Regions from separate parts of the Homo sapiens genome. Here region 1 is linked to region 2. Evidence: read pairs that join two places in POLR2A ChIA-PET (ENCODE). Cell type or tissue: IMR-90. All regions are shown on one strand. Each heading gives the region's core, and the rest is flanking DNA. Links, peaks and the distances in the headings are about the cores only.

Region 1 (8,318 bases), core at 319-8,318, 89 kb after region 2:
CTCATATGTACCCCAAGACAAGGCAGGAGTAGCTGGGTCGTGAGTGACCCAGTGAAGGAGCATAAGTTCGGAGAACTCCTGTCCCTACTCAGTGCTTTGGGCCTTGGACACTGTGAGTCCAGAAGCGATCTTCCGCGGCCAGCCACTTTTGGAGAATGCTGCTGCTTTCCCTTTCATCTTCGCTTGGCTTCACAAAGAAAGAGAACCTAGGCTGGGCACTGTGGCTCATGCCTATAATCCCAGTACTCTGGGAGGCCAAGGTGGACAGATCACTTCAGTCCAGGAGTTCAAGACCAGCCTGGGCAACATAGCGAAACTGTATCTCTACTAAAAATACAAAAAAATTAGCTGGGTGTGGCGGTGGCATTGGGAGCAGGAGTATTGTTAGGATTAAGGGAGATGTTGTTGGTAAAGCACCCAGCACAGTGTCTGTCACAAAGTAAGGGCTCTGTGGAACATGGCGGCTCTCACAATTCGAGTGTAAATTACCCTCTGAGATTTTACCTCAGACATTTAGCATAATGGTAAGGGAGCAATGCAGCTTTGGGGTGAAAATCTGGCTTCCCTCACGTGCTCTTCCAACCTACCCCACGACCGTGGAGGTTAGGCAGGAGCCAGTCCCACTCAGCTTGTGGTCTGGAGCTTCCTGGCCTGCCAGGGCAGGTTGGGAATCCCCCCATGAGTTCCTCGCTGAGTCATCTGGAGCAGGGCTGTGATCTGAGGGCCTGACCTTCCCTTTCCTTGGTCTGTAAAGATAAGCAGAAGTAAGAGCAAAGGTGGGCATCCCGAAAGATTCCACTCAAGGCTTGCAACCAGAGTGCTGCCCGGGGCCTCTGTCCTCCTGGGTGGTGGTAGTCACTTGGGGAAGGAGTCTGAGTTTGCTTAATAATTACCACCACCCTCCTCTGTGGGTTTTTTGTGGGTTTTTTGTGTTTTTTTGGTGGGTTTTTTTTTTTTTTTTGAGTCAGGGTCTCCCTCTCTCACCCAGGCTGGAGTGCAGTGGCACAATTATGGCTCACTGCAGCCTTGAACTCCTGGGCTCAAGCAATCTTCCACCTCAGCCTCCTGAGTAGCTACGACTACAGACATGCAGCACTATGCCTGGCTAATTTTTAAAACAATTTTGTAGAGACAGGGTCTCACTCTCTTGCCCAGGCTGGTCTCAAACTCCTGGCCTCAAGCAATCCTCTGGCCTCTGCCTCCCAAAATGTTGGGATTATAGGCGTGAGCTACTGTGCCTGGCACCATGTAGACTTTCATCCTGAGCTTCCTGTTCTGCTTCTGAGTGACCCCCTCCATCCTCCCAGGATAGTCACAGTAATGCCATTTCACAGAGGAGCCTGTATGGTGGACGAGGCTTTCACCTACATCACCTCGTTTAATTCTGTGAGAGTATTTATCATCATAGTCCCCATTTTAAGAAGCAGAAACCAAGTCCCAGAGAGGCAAAGTGACTTGCCAAGCATCACACAGCTTGTGCCTCTGAGTCCACTGAGCTCCAAGCTCCTCAGGAGCAAGGCTGTGTATACCCAGCCTACTGGACAGCACTTGGTGGTGGAGTTGAGTGACAGAGGGAGAGATGAGCAGGGCCCGGATTCACTTTCCAGTGCCATCCCCTGCTTGACTTGGACTTTGGCCAGTTATTGTCTTTCTGAAGAACCTGAGTTTCCTTATTCACAAAAGGGAGTTGATAATTAGAGGATTTATCTCATGGGCTTGTCAGGATTAAATGAAATAATGTAAGTTAAGTGCTGAACACAGTGTCTGGTGCATAGCAAGCGTCTGTTGTTATAACAGACATTCAGTTAAGTTAATTGAATATTAGAATTGTAATGTTATAAAATGCCATCATCAAGCAGATCTGTGCTCAGCCCTGTGCTGGGCTTTGAGGAAGATCTAGAGCTGGTACCAGGCCAGAGAGGGAATGCTCTTTATCAAGTTCTTACTATGCTTTACCCACCTGATATCAAGGTAGAGGAGCATATTCCCTTTTCACTGCTGACAACACTTAATGAAATTCAGAGTGTCTGAGGTCACCAAGCTCATGAATCACTCAACACACACATTTGTTGGCCAGGCACGGTGGCTCACGCCTGTAATCCCTACACTTTGGGAGGCTGAGGTGGGTGGATCATGAGGTCAGGAGATCGAGACCATCCTGGCCAACATGGTGAAACCCCGTCTCTGCTAAAAAAAAAAAAAAAAAAAAAAAAAAAAAAAATTAGCTGGCCGTGGTGGCGCACACCTGTAGTCCCAGCTACTCAGGAGGCTGAGGCAGGAGAATAGCTTGAACCCGGGAGGCGGAGGTTGCAGTGAGTCGAGATTGCGCCACTGCACTCCAGCCTGGGCGACAGAGCAAGACTCCGTCTCAAAACAACAATAACAACACACACACACACACACACACACACACACACACACACACACACATTTATTGAGCACCAGCTAGGTATCAGGCTTGGGACACACTGCAGAGAATGAGGCCAAGAGAGCCCCTGCCCTCCAGGAACGCGCCTTCTCATGAAATGCTGCCTCTGCAGAACAGCCCTTAGGTGGAGAAGCTCCACCTGTCCCACTGGACTGCTCACATTCCCCAAACAAGCCATTCCCTCTCCTATTAACTAGCATTTGAACATACTGAGTGTTTTGCCTGGTGTGTTCTTTCCCCTTTCTCAGCCTAGCTACTTCCTGTCACCCTTCAAACCCCAATTCAAAAGTCAATTCCCCTTTAAAGCTTTCTCTAAACAGCCCGTCCTCACCCTGGGGTCTTTTTGCAGTCTCCTAGCCCCTTCTACATGCTCCTGTGATGGCACTTCTTCTCTGTGTGCTAGTTATTTACCTACCTGTTTGTTGATGCCAGATTGACCTCCTCAAGGGCAGGGACCACATTTTATTCATCTTTGTAGATTCAGGGCCTGGAACACAGGCTCTAGAAAGGTGTGCATGGAATATAATGAGGGCCTGATTGTGTTCTGTCCCTGGAGTAGTTAGGAGAGGCTTTGTAGAGATGAGAAGGAGTTTGGAATGATGCTTCCCAAGATGATGGCACCAAAATTGAATGGGGGTTGAAGGAAGATGGCTCAGGGGTAGGGGCCTATAGAGATGGGACTAGGGGAGAAAGGGATGTGCAGGGGAACAGGAGGGCCTTGAGAGCCAGGGCCTGAAGTTTCTTTGTTTTTTGTGTTGTTTTTGTTGTTGTTGTTGTTATTGTTCTTTGTTTTCTGTTTGTTTTGTTTGTTTTGAGAAAAGGTCTTGCCCTGTGACCCAGTGGCCCAGTCTAGGGTGCAGTGGCACAATCATGGTTCACTGCAGCTTCAAACTCCTGAGCTCAAGTGATCCTCCCACTTCAGTCTCCCGAGCAGCTGGGATGACAGGGCGTGTGCCGTAATGCCCAGCTACAGGGTCTGAGGTTTCTGTTGGATAATGAGGGCAGTAGGGAGCCATGGACGAGTCTGGGCAGAGGAGGGGCCTTATATAAACAGTGAGTCAAGACTAATTTTGGTAAGATCTATCAATGAGATCTAGCAGTTTGGTAAGGATGAGTCAGGGTGGCCCCTGGGTGCCTGCAGTGAGATTGTGATCCAAGGACTCAGTCACCAGCAAGGGAATTTCAAGCAGCACTCTGCCTGGTAGGAGCTGGGATTTGGAGAAAAGATGTCTTCTGTTGAGAATAGTCTCAGGCGGCACTCAGTCACTAATACCCGTAATCCTAACACTTTGGGAGGCTGATGCAGGCAGATCACTTGAGCCCAGGAGTTTGAGACTAGCCTGGGCAACACGGTGAAACCTTGTCTCTACAAAAAATGCAAAACTTAGTGGGGCATGGTAGCATGAGCCTATGGTCCCAGCTACTCGAGAGGCTGAGGTGGGAGGATGGCTTAAGCCCAGGAGGCGGAGGCTGCAGTGAGCCGAGATCATGCCACTGCACTCCATCTTGGGCGACAGAGCAAGACCCTATCTAATACCTTTCTGCAGTTGTCAGGGAGAGCTGCTTGGGAGTTTCTCTGTGGTCTACGCCCTTCCCTAGATGAGTGCATCAGAGGAAGGTAGATACCTTGGTTTTTCTTTTTGGGAGCCAGCAAGGCTAGTGCTAAAGGAACCATTTCTCACACTGAGTAGGGTGGAGCTGAGCAGAGTAGAGAGCTGGGCAGAGGTCCAGGGCACCAAGGCCAGTGAAGGGTGGAGAGAACCTGTTTACCATTGTGCACTGACCCAGCACTAGAAGGAGCAGAGCCAGGGAATTCCTCATGGGAAAGACAGGCAGCCCCAGAATTAGCCTGCATTGGGAAGGAGGGAGAGTGAAGCAAGCCAGACTCTCTCACTCAGACAGGGAGCCTGGACACTGCCAGCCGGCTCCTAGGCAGGGGTGGCCGGGCCCCAGAAGGGAGTGCCAGGCTGCTGCAGACCCTCTTCCTTTTTCCTACCAACTCACAGAGTGTGTGGCGTCAGGCAGACCGCTTACCTTCTGGGGAGGGGATGGCCTCACTGCATGATCTCATAGGTTTCCCAGTCCTGACAGCCATTTGCACACCACCAGCCTACCCTCTCCTGCCTTTGGTTTCTCATCATCACTTCTTATGGAACTGGTCTAAAAGCCATTTATACCTTCATTCATTACCACCTCTTAGGGTAGTGAACTCCAGAGGTTGTTGCCTAGTATGCAAAACAGGTCAGCCTTTTGTTTGTCCTCACTTCACTTTCAGGCTCTGGGTGGAGAGGGAAACCCTCTGGATCGGTGATTGGCCATGCTCCCCCTGCACATCCACTTCCCAATTTTCCACACTTTGGTGGGACTTCCTCCAACTGCCTCCTCTCCATCCTGGAGACCCAAGTGTGAGGGGTTTTTTTCACGTTATTCACCCCTGCCTTTCTCGGCACAGAGGGTGATAAGAAGAGGGAAGGGAATGTGACAGGGATTGAAGCCATGGTATGAGCGGGGGACTTTATATGTCTTGTATAGTTTAGTGCTCAGGTGGCAGCCTCTACTTCCAGGCTATGTAACCTTGGGCATATTACTCCACTGTGCTGAATCTTAGTGTTCTTGTCTATTAAATGGAGATAATTAAAGCTATTTCCTTGGGGGATTGTGTGCCTGTGTAGTGCTTGGCAGAGCTAGTACACGGCCAGCGCATGAAAGTGTCAGCTCTTAATTGCCTCACATCATGTTTACCAATGTTCTCTGAGGAGGTGGCATTCCTCCTGGGTTACAGATGAGGAACTGGAAGCTCAGAGAGCAAAGCAGCCAGCCCTGTTTCACACAGCTGTAAAGCGGTAGAGCTTGGATCAGCGGCCAGGAGTTAGAATTTGTTTACCATTGAGCAAATTAAGTAATCTCTCAGAGCCTCAATTGCTTCATGAGTAAAATGGTGGTAATCATGCCCTGCCTTCCTCAAAGGCCTGTGTATGGGGACCAGTCAGATGAGAAAAGAGATGTGAAATTGCTAGTTAAGCCGCAAATACCAGTCACCTAATAGCTACCATTTGCTGGCCACCCACCAGGCTGGGCCCTTGTACACATTTATTCCTCATTGCAGCCCTATAAGAGATGAGGTGTGCGTTATGACCCCACTGAAAGATGAAGAAGTTGTCACTTTTTGCACATGGTCTCCCAGTTAGTAGATGGCAGAACTGGAGTACCTAGCTCAGCTAACTTCAAGTCCCCACTCTATTTATTCTCCCCTACACCCCACCTGGTTTCCCCTATGGGTGAGAGGAGGATCAGTCCTGTGGTCTGTGACCTCAGACTTTCTGCTTAGGGTGTATTTCTCTTTGTTTGGGCTGGTTCAGGGAGTGAGGCTTGGAGGAGGGTTTAGACGGGTTCCTTGGTATCAAGATTTATCTCCCACGACAGGCTAGGATAAGGAGGTGATGAGCATGGACACTGCCCTTGCTGAACCTGCCTAGCCAGAGGTGCTGAGATGTGCTTGGGCAGAAAGCAGATGTCTAGAAGGACAAGGGAAGAGAGAACCCCAGCCCTTGGTCTCAGTAGCCTGGGAAGCAGTCTTGTCCTTCTGAACTTTTGGAAGCCTCAAGCCTCTGGGTTTTGGGAGAACGCTAGGAAACTGGGAACCTACAGAGAATGGGGTCAGCAGAGTGTCACTGCTGCCTTGGACCATGACGTGGCACAGCATGGCTAAGCCTGTTCCAGTCCAGGAGCCTGACAAGATCTGTGATTAGGTGCCACCTTTGTCTCCTCTGAGCCTTTCCTCCTCAGAAGCTGGGGTTGCCAGCAAATGGCAGATTGCCCTGGCCGGGTGCGGTGGCTCATGCCTGTCATCCCAGCACTTTGGGAGGCTGAGGCGGGTGGATCACATAGTCAAGAGATTGAGACCATCCTGGCCAACATGGTGAAACCCCGTCTCTACTAAAAATACAAAAATTAGCTGGGTGTGGTGGTGCCCCAGCTACTTGGGATGCTGAAGCAAGAGAATCACTTAAACCCGGGAGGTGGAGGTTGCAGTGAGCTGAGATCATGCCACTGCACTCCAGCCTGGGCGACAGAGCAAGACTCCGTCTCAAAAAAAAAAAAATGGCAGATTACCCAGGCTTACCATCTGCACCTGAGGTTGTGCTGGCAAACCATCCCATCCAGTGTATTGGTGTCTCTGAGCATTGCTAGGTACGGGCAGGCCACTCACTGGGGCAGTCACAACACTGGAGGAGGGGGTTAGACTGTCTCCAGTGGCTTGGGCGCCAGAGATGGAGCCACACAGAAGCATCTGGAGAAGGGCCTGATTTCCCCACAGCCTTCCCCAGGGAACTGGAAATAGCATATAGGTCACTGTGACAGAGGGGAAGCCCTGGGTCAGCTACTTACTTATTAGCTTTGTGACTTTGTCCAAGTCATACAACCTTTCTGATCAGGCCAAGTCTGTCATGGTCCAAATGGAAATAGTAATTAATCTGTGAGGGCCCCACTTCACTGGGCTATTAGAGGGACACGTACAATTTCTAAGGCAGAAGTAGCTTGTAGCCCTGATGCAGTGCAGATGAAGGTAATGATGTCATGGAGAAAGCCAGGCAGGCAGCTGTTGAACACCTGGGGCGTGTGGTAGGAGTCACAGAAGAAGTTCAAGACCCGGTCCAGCTGGGGAGGGACAGTGCTGAGTAATATGAGCAAGTGGTAATGAAGTGCATATTTCACACTTAATGACTTGACTCATTTGTCAGTTGGTGCTGAAATCAGTTTTAGGGGCTTGTGACCAGCATTTAAAACAATAGAATAGAAAAATAGAAAATCAATCTGGAAATATCAGAGTGCATTAGTACATGTAAGGGCAACTCGTTTCCTAAAATGTATTCTGGTTGTGTGTGTGTATGTGTGTTGTGTTTGTGTGGGTCTCAGTTTAAAAAGCATGAGACATGGTGTTCTGAGCCAGGATGAAGATCTTCAGGTTGGAGGACATTTTACGAGATCTAGGCAGGCAGGCAGGCAGGCATGCAGGCATGCAGGCATGCAGGCAGGCAGGCATGCAGGCATGCAGGCATGCAGGCTGTGTGGAGGCTGAGGGCTTGGCCTGTGGAGGCAGAGAAGTGTAGTACAAGGGTCAAGAGCATGAGCTGTAGAGTCAGTCAGGCCTGGGTTTGAGTCCCAGCTCTGCCACTTATAGCTACATGGTCTTAAAACACTCTTAACATTACTAAGCCTTGGATTCTACTTTAAAATGGGGAGAATGGGCCGGGCGCTGTGGCTCACGCCTGTAATCCCAACACTTCAGGAGGCCGAGGCGGGTGGATCGCCTGAGGTCAGGAGTTCAAGACCAGCCTGGCCAACATAGTGAAACCCTGTCTCTACTAAAAATGCAAAAAATTAGCTGGGTGTGGTGGTGGGCGCCTGTAATCCCAGCTACTCGGGAGGCTGAGGCACGAGAATCACTTAAACCCGGAAGGCGGACGTTGCAGTGAGCCGAGATCGCGCCATTGCACTCCAGCCTGGGCAACAAGCGCAAAACTCCGTCTCAAAAAAATAAAATAAAAAGGGGAGAATGATGTTATAGTAGGGTTATTACAAAAGGTACATGTGATAAAGGTATGTGAAGCATTGAGAAGAAAATTGTAAGTAGTAAATAATCTACGAATGGTAACTACTGTTGCTGATATTATTATTGTTGTAGTGATGGTTTTTAATGTAATATTGGGCTCTGAAGGGTTACTGTCACTTGGAGAAGGGAGAAGAAAGGGCATTCAGTTAGGGATGAGTGGATGGTGAGGGATAAACATGTGTGTGCCTGGTATGGGAGAATTGTATGGCCTCAAAAGCGGTGTTGAGATTACGGTGGAAGTTACTAGGACAATTTTGGCATAAGGTGGGGAAGAAA
Region 2 (8,324 bases), core at 52-8,051:
AGAACCCTTATCTTCTTTTTTTTTTTTTCTTTTTTTTTTTTTTTTTTTTGAGACGGAGTCTCGCTCTGTCGCCCAGGCCGGACTGCGGACTGCAGTGGCGCAATCTCAGCTCACTGCAAGCTCCGCTTCCCGGGTTCACGCCATTCTCCTGCCTCAGCCTCCCGAGTAGCTGGGACTACAGGCGCCCGCCACCGCACCCGGCTAATTTTTTGTATTTTTAGTAGAGACGGGGTTTCACCTTGTTAGCCAGGATGGTCTCGATCTCCTGACCTCATGATCCACCTGCCTCGGCCTCCCAAAGTGCTGGGATTACAGGCGTGAGCCACCGCGCCCAGCCAGAACCCTTATCTTCTTAGGGAACAGGAGTGGTGGCGAACTGTGAGCCCCTTATCTTGGGGAGGCTCTCCAGTTAACCCTTATCTGCCAAGGCCCAACATCCAGCATCTTCTGTGAGGGCTCTCCCAGAGTTGCCACCTGCTCTTGGCAGTACCACACCTGAGGCCTCCCCATGCCTGCTTGAGGCCTCTCCAGGCTCCTGCTGCCCTGGTCAGGGGCAACTCAAAGCATGGCTTGGGGCACTGCAAGAACCCAGCTCAGGAGCAGCTGTCTGGGTGGTGGTGGTTCATTCATTCCCTAGACCTGTAAAATGCAGAGACTCAGACCCGCTCTGCCTCCCTCCCAGGGCTTCCACCACTTCCTTGTTTTATCCTGCTCTCTGATCCTTCTTGCTGGGGTGCCCAGAACTCAGCCTCAGTCAGGGGGAAGCAGAGGAGACTTGCGGACCTGCTCTCCATGCCTGGAAGCCAGCAGAAAACTGAAGCCCTCAGTGGAGAAAGGGAGGGAGAGGAGCCCCAAGCACACACCTGGGTTAGGGACAGACATTCTGCCCGTGTGTGACTTTTATGAAAGGTCTTTGTCAGATTGAAGGAGAGAAAGAGAAAAGGCTGTTTTTTTGTTTGTTTTGTTTTGTTTTATTTTCTTTGAGACAGAATCTTGCTCTGTCGCCCAGGTTGGAATGCAGTGGTGCGATATAGCTCACTATAGTCTCAAACTACTGGATTAAGTGACTTCCCACCTCGGCCTACCGAGTAGCTGGGACTACAGGTGCACGCCACCACACCCAGCTAATTTTTTTTTTTTTAAGTAGAGGCAGGGTCTTGCTATATTGCCCAGGCTGGTCTTGAATTCCTGGGCTTAGGTGATCCTCCCACCTTGGCCTCCCAAAGTGCTGGGATTACAGGCATGAACCACCATGCCAGGCCTTGGTTTTTTGTTGTTTTTTGGGTTTTGGGTTTTTTTTAGGGACAAAAAAAAAAAACCCAATTGAGATTCATATTAGGTTCTGACCAGGCCTGAGCTCCTGCCCAGGAAATGTGAGGCACAAATGAAATGCAGAGGAGACACTTCCTCTGTTGTAAGAGGCTGAGCTTGGCTTTAAGGAGCAGGGGTGGCTTCCTGGAAAGGATACTGGCCTGGAGTCTGGAGTCCTAGGTTTCTGCCCTGATTCTGCTTCGCATTAACTGTAACTTCAGGTAAGTCCCCTCCCCTCTCTGAGCCTGTTTTCTCATCTGGCAAATGAGAATGACCGACCACATTCTTTGAATGACCGCCACTGTGAGGGGGTAGGGTGTGCCTGAAGTATGAGGCTCCCCAGGAATCAGGAGACCAGCTGCCAGGACCCCTGGCTGGCCCCTGCCTCAGTAAGAGAGCTGTGTTGCTGTTCAGTGGCTCTCAGAAACCATGCTTCTCCCCCAACAGCAGCTCCCTAGTCTGCTGGATCATTTTGCAACTGGCCCTTTAAGAAGGCTACTATCTTCCCACTCTCTCCACCCACCTGCTTCTAGCTGCAGCCCTTTAGCAAATGCTGGGCCAAAATTTCCTCCAGCCTGAACTGATTCCACTGCCGCCCCCACACTACCCCTCCACCATCTCTGGGCGGTGGACTGGGGTAGGGGGATGGTATGGAAGCTTTTTTGGGGAAAGGGGCAAGTGACACTTCCAGAGGCTCCTGGATGGATCTGCCCTCAGATGTTTACAAGCAGCCTCTCAGGAGCGTGCCAGCTCTGTGAAATTTCTGGAAAGAAAAGGAAAATACATCTCTTCATCTGCCCCAAGACTCCTAGGGTGTGCATGTGCATGTCTTTATGTGTCCATAAAGAAATAATAGGGCCAGTCACAGTGGTGTGTACCTGTAGGCCAAGCTACTCGGGAGGCTGAGGTGGGAGGATCACTTGATCCCAGGAGTTTGAGGCCAGCAAGACCCTGTTTCAAAAGTAAAAATAGGCCAAGGCGGATGGATCATGAGGTCAGGAATTCGAGACCAGGCTGGCCAACATAGTGAAACCCCGTCTCTACTAAAGATACAAAAAAAAAAAAAATTAGCCGGGCGTGGTGGCGCATGCCTGTAATCCCAGCTACTTGGGAGGCTGAGGTAGGAGAATTGCTTGAAACTGGGAGGTGGAGGTTGCAGTGAGCCGAGATCGCACCATTGCAGTCCAGCCTGGGCGACAGAGTGAGACTCTGTCTCAAAAAAAATAAAAATAATAAAAATAAAAATATAAAATAAAAATAACAGCCAGGTGTGGTGGCTCACGCCTGTAATCCTAACACTTTGGGAGGCTGAGGTGGGCAGATCACCTGAGGTCAGGAGTTTGAGACCAGCCTGGCCAACATGGTGAAACCCTTAGCCGGTGTGGTGGTGGGAGCCTATAATCCCAGCTACTCAGGAGGCTGAGGCAGAAGAATTGCTTGAACCTGGGAGGTGGAGGTGGCAGTGAGCCGAGACTGCACCATTGCACTCCAGCCTGGGCAACAGAGCAAGACTCCATCTCTAAATAAATAAATAAATAAATAAATAAATAAATAAATAAATCACTTGAGACCAGGAGTTCAAGGCAGCAGTGACCTACGATCATGCCCATTGCCTGGGCAGCAGAGTGAGACCCTGTCTCAAAAAAAGAAATTAAAATTAAAATAATAGGGCATAATTTGTACTTTAATATTTTAGGATATGATTCTATACCACACTTTGGGAGGCCAAGGCAGGCAGATCACTTGAGGCCAGGAGTTCGAGACCAGCCTGGCCAACGTGAAACCTAGGTCTCTACTAAAAAGAAAAAAAAAAAGGTAACCTTCTTTTTTTTTTTTTTTTTTTTTTTTTTTTTGAGACGGAGTCTCCCTCTGTCACCCAGGCTGGAGTGCAGTGGCGAAATGTCAGCTCACTGCAACCTCCACCTCCCGGGTTCAAGCGACCCTCCCACCTCAGCCTCCTGAGTAGCTGGGATTACAGGTGCCCGCCACCATGCCCGGCTAATTTTTGTGTTTTTTAGTAGAGGTGGAGTTTCACCATGTCAGCCAGGCTGGTCTCGAAGTCCTGGCCTCAAGTGATCTGCCCGCCTAGCCTCCCAAACTGCTGGGATTACAGGCGTGAGCCACCGCACCTGGCCATAATGGAATTTTCTTTATTATTTCTATGTCTGTTAATAAAATTTCTATATAGAGGGGAAAAAAAGTGTCAGAAGAATCAGGGAGGGTGGCACATGACCTGAATCACAGGAAAGGAGAGGAGGGGAAGGAATGGAAACATCTCAGGGATTGGGGCACCAGGCTGAATTTGACCCTCATGCCAGTAGAAATGTGTGCATTTCAACACCACATGCAGAGTTCTGTCATGTCACGTCTTGCAGCAGGCAGGTCTTGTCCTGCTCTTCCAGAGGAGGATCCTAGGGAAGTATTTACCCTGAACAAGGCACCACAGCCAGGCTGGGGAAGAGCTGGAACCAGGACCTGGGCTCTAGAGCCTGGTGGTGGTTTGAGGAGACTCTTGTCACTCTAGGTCAGGCTGTGCCCCTCAGGTTCCCCATGCACTCTGCCCCTCCCTCAAGTTGCCTAAACTGTGGTCTGCAGGGACCTGCCATCACACTAGGGCATAGCAGGGGCCAGGACTCTGGTTCTACACTTGGCTCTGCCTCCGACCCCCCACATGGCTGGGGCCTTTCTCACTTTTTCTTCAGCCAATTTCCCCAACTCCATCAGCAGAGCAGATTTCTTGAGTAGATGGAAAAGGCTGTGGGCCAAGGGTCAGCCGACCTGGACTCTCCCCTTTTCTCTGCCTGCAGTTCGCTCACTGTGTGGCTTGGAACAAGTCACTTGACCTCTCTGAGCCTCAGTGTCTTTATCCACTAGGAGGGTTGAGCTTATGTCATTGCCAAGGGCCCTTTGGCGCTAAAGGTTGGACACTCTAGATGCCTCAATTGCCAAGGGCAGGGTTTTCAGAGGGTGCTATTCTGTTGCCCAGAACAAGCCCCTGCCCCAGCCTCCCGCAGCCCCTCTTCCCTCACCTCGGAGCCAACGCAGGAGAAAATAGTCATCTGGATTCGGCAGGGCCGGCAGCACATCCTGGACATTCTCCCGAAACTGTAGGGAGAGGCATCGGGGTGAGTGGTAGGGCCCGCCCTGACTGCTGCCCTCTGCCTAGGACTCTCCACTGAGATCTTTGCTGGACGCCTCTTTCTTTGTTTCTTTTTTTTTTTTTTTTTTTTTTTTGAGATAGAGTCTCGCACTCTCGCCCAGGCTGGAGTGCGGTGGGCGATCTCCACTCCCTGTAAGCTCTGCCTCCCGGGTTCACACCATTCTCCTGACTCAGCCTCCCAAGTAGCTGGGACTACAGGGGCCTGCCAACACGCCTGGCTATTTTTTGTATTTTTAGTAGAGACAGGGTTTCACCGTGTTAGCCAGGGTAGTCTTGATCTCCTGACCTCGTCCTGATCCGCCCATCTCGGTCTAAAGTGCTGGGATTACAGGCATGAACCCCCACGCCCGGCCAACTGGACTTCTCTTTAACATAGTTCAACTCTGCAGACACTCCCTGGGCACTCATGCTGCCTGGAGCACTGTCTTGTCAGGGGGTGCCAGGTTGCAGGGCAGGAAGTGGGAAGGGAGTGAGACACTGCCCCTGCCCCACAACAAGGGCTCCCACACACCAGTCTGCGGGCAGGCAGATGTGTTCCCAGCTAATCGTGATAGTAGGCACTCTGATACGGACTGCAGTAAAAGCTGTCAGTTTACCAAGCATTTCCTGTCGCTCAGCGCTGATCTTGGCACCATAGCTTATTTACTCCTCACTCACAACCCGTAGAAGTATTGTCCCCATTCTACAGATGAAGGAATTAAAGCTCAGAGAGGCTAAGTAACATGCCCAAGGTCAAACAGCTAGTCATTAGCAGAGTTGGGATGCAAACCCGGGTCTGTCTGAGTCCAGAGCACACACTCTTTCCACCATGGTCTTCTGCCCCATGGAAGGATGAGGAGTTTGCTGGGGAGCAGAGGGAAGAAAGAGGTGGTCTCACACGGCTTCCTATAAAACATGGCATTTGTGCTGGGCTTGAAGGACTTCAAAGGCAGCGGGGGAGAGAGGTGGGCAACTCAGGTGGAGGGAACAGTTCCAGTAGGGGAAGCCAGGAAGCGGGAAAGTGCAGGTAGTGCCAAACAAAGGAGGTGGACAGTGACCTCAATGGACAGCCACACCTACCTCCAACCTCTCACTCCCTGGTAGGCGAACAGGCCCCTATATGCCCTCCCTGAGCCTCCTGCTCCCAGCCATTCACCTTTCCCTGACCACTGACCTAGAGGGCAGTCCCAGAGGACACTAATGAGGACTGGCCACCTCTGCCCCTTGCCTAGGTCAGCCAGGGACTCAGACCATCCCACCCCACAAAGCAGCTCCCAGTGCACCAGGGAAACTGCTCCTCCAAACTGCAGGCATGAAGCTACCCCTCTCCAAGGACCCTAACCAGCCCCTGGTCTCCAGTTTAATCACCACCTAATCCCTTCTCTGCCTGACCTCTCCTGCGAGTCAGCAGTAAAATCTGAAGCCTCCCTGTCCAGCCTTCCTGGGATGGGGGAGGCCCAGCCTGGGACAGAGGCTTTATGGAGCTGGTGCCTCCCCACTGCTGCCAGTGGCAGGATACATCTGCCCCCCGCCCCACCTTTCCCAGCCATGGAAAACTCCCCAGCTGTGGAGCCTCCAAATCTTGGGGCCAGACCCTATCGGCTCTTGCCCAGAGAAGAGCCGACCTCCTCACTCCCCAGGGGTGACAGATAAGAGATTTAGTTCGTGAAGAGGAAGGTCCCGCCCTCAAACTGTTGCCCCCTCCTTGTCACAGATGCCAAGGCAAAGCCAGGCTCACCTTCTTGCCTTCTGAGGAGCATAAACCTTAAGTCCTGAACCAGGCAGGGGTCTGGGATGCAAGATAGGGGACGGCTGGTCTCAGCTCAAACTAACACCAACCCAGTGCCTCATGGGGGGAGCCTGGAATTCACACACGGAGGTGTTCCCTTCAACATCATCTGGTCCAACCTCCTCATTCCATGGCATCGAGGAGCAAAGAGAAGGGCAGGGTTTTGCCCAAGGTCGCACAGCGGCTTGGTGCCGGGGCAGGAGCTATCCAAGTCTCCCAAGGAGCTATCCAGAGCCCTTTCCATCGTGCCACTGACCCTACAAGAAGAAAGCCTCCCGGAAATGGGAGGAAACTTGGGCCCCTGCCCCTGCCCCTGCCCCAGGGCCCGGCTGCCAGTCCCGAGGATGAATGTTGCCTTTGTGCCCTCAGCGGCCTCCGGGGACTCACAAGCAACCACTTGTCCCCAGGTGGCACCGCCACGGCTGCTCAGAGCTTGGGCGGGGGGTGGCCAAACTTCCTGGGACCTCGAGGGTGGCAAAGGGAGGAAGGAGCCATCCGCGGGCGCGGGCCAGGCTGGGACAGCCGCCTCTGTTCCCTCCGCCGCCCGCCACGGACCCTCGGCCCCCACCCAGCCCCGTCCCTTCTCGCTGCCGCAGGAGGGCGAGGGCCACAGCCCGAGGCGGGAGCCCGGGCCAGGGCTACAGCTCACCTTGGCCAATGCCTCCTTCTGCCTGGGGCTCAGATCGCCGACTCTGCCGCTCATCGTGGCTCAACCGCGGGGATGGGGTTTGGGGGCGGGAGGCGGCGGGTGCGGCAGCTGATGGAGCACAGACTCGTCCTCGCCGCCACCCGGAGTAAAGTCCCAGCCTTTTGCCCGGGCCGCGGAGCTGGCAGCCAAGCCCCGCCTCTTAAAGGATCCCGAGAGGCGGAGTAGGGAGCGATGCGCTGGGGCGCGGAAGGCTCTGACACGGGCCCCCTCCGCCCTCCTGAAGTCAGAGACCCAGGCAGGAGGCGAGCAAGTGTGCCCACTGGGACTGAGGCCAGTGGGCATCAGAAGGGCAGGGAGTCTCAGTTTTAGTTCCAAATTTATCCTTACCTCATTGTGTGACCTTGGAAGAGACACCTGAGCTCTCTGGGCCTCTGAACAAGGAGGGATTGAAAGGTGCTATCTAATGAGCTCTTCTAACCAGGCTCGCATAGTGCAGGACAGCACAGCATCCTGCACACAGGGATTGTTTTTGCATTGTTTTTTTTTTGAAACGGAGACTCGCTCTGTCACCCAGGCTGGAGTGCAGTGTCACGACCTCGGCTCACTGCAACCTTCGCCTCCCGGGTTCAAGCTATTCTCCTGCCTCGGCCTCCCGAGTAGCTGGGATTACAGGTGCACGCCACCATGCCAAGCTAATTTTTGTATTTTTAGTACAGATGGGGTTTCACCATGTTGGCCAGGCGGGTGTCGAACTCCTGACCTCAAGTGATCCGCCTCGGCCTCTCAAAGTGCTAGGATTACAAATGTGAGCCACGGTGCCCAGCCTACAGGGATTATTAATAAATGTATCCTGAATGAATGAATGAATGTAAGAACTGCTCCAATAGAGACACAGATCCCGGGGCTGGCAGAACCCTGAGAGGGAGAGAGAAACATAGATCATTCAGGGATCATGCAACTTACCTCGTTTAACAGCTAGGGAAACTGAGGCCCAGATAAGGCATGGCTTGCCCAAAGTTGTTAGTGGCATGACATATGTGGAGTGCCCACTGCCTGGCACATGGAAAGTGCTCAGCTGTGCCCTCCCCTTATGGCCTGGAATTAATGCAGAGCTAGGTCCAGGAGTCTGTGGGCATCTCGTCTCCCAGAGCCATACTTCTGCCCCCTCAACACTCAAGTCTCTGGGAGAGACAAAGCAGAATGTCCCCAGTCTCTCTCCTTACCTGGAGGCAAAGGCACCAGGCCTGTTAAAGACATTTAAGGACTTTGCTCTGCCCTTGGTGTGGCCCCCTCCATAGACGCCTGCTGCAGGGTGCAGAGTGAGGGTTGAGGCCCCCAACGCCCACCTCTACAGAGAGTTTTCAGGCAGTTCTGCCCTAGTTAGGCTCGCTGGCTTCTGGCCTGGGGCAGGACAGGGCTGCCTTCCTTACTGGATA

What was found. ChIA-PET counts read pairs that join two places held together with the same protein. Peaks named below come from ENCODE experiments on the same cell type or tissue, not always from the same donor. Only the 100,000 strongest peaks of a DNase experiment are listed, where the experiment ranks them.
Region 1: POLR2A ChIA-PET joins it to region 2 with 11 read pairs; 8 of 35 experiments call an interaction of 5 or more read pairs at or near these places.

The regions. Positions count from the first base shown.
Region 1 is chr22:30,307,454-30,315,771 of GRCh38, reverse strand. All of the region lies in intron 1 of TBC1D10A (TBC1 domain family member 10A), which reads left to right. Among named protein-coding and RNA genes, the nearest start is that of TBC1D10A, 15 kb to the left of the region's middle. RefSeq lists enhancers at 875-934, 5,807-5,856, 6,923-7,012, 7,073-7,132. In IMR-90, for the core only: no CTCF peak of the experiment used is centred there; DNase peaks (open chromatin) are centred at 671, 3,491, 5,221, 7,041 and 1 weaker place; H3K27ac peaks cover 854 bases.
Region 2 is chr22:30,395,735-30,404,058 of GRCh38, reverse strand. It overlaps SEC14L2 (SEC14 like lipid binding 2), which reads right to left and starts at 7,041. Exons shown (of 12, transcript NM_012429.5): 1 at 6,889-7,041; 2 at 4,341-4,416. The coding sequence starts at 6,942. RefSeq lists enhancers at 1,267-1,767, 1,768-2,268 and silencers at 6,649-6,708, 6,729-6,798. In IMR-90, for the core only: no CTCF peak of the experiment used is centred there; no DNase peak of the experiment used is centred there; H3K4me3 peaks cover 1,798 bases; H3K27ac peaks cover 663 bases.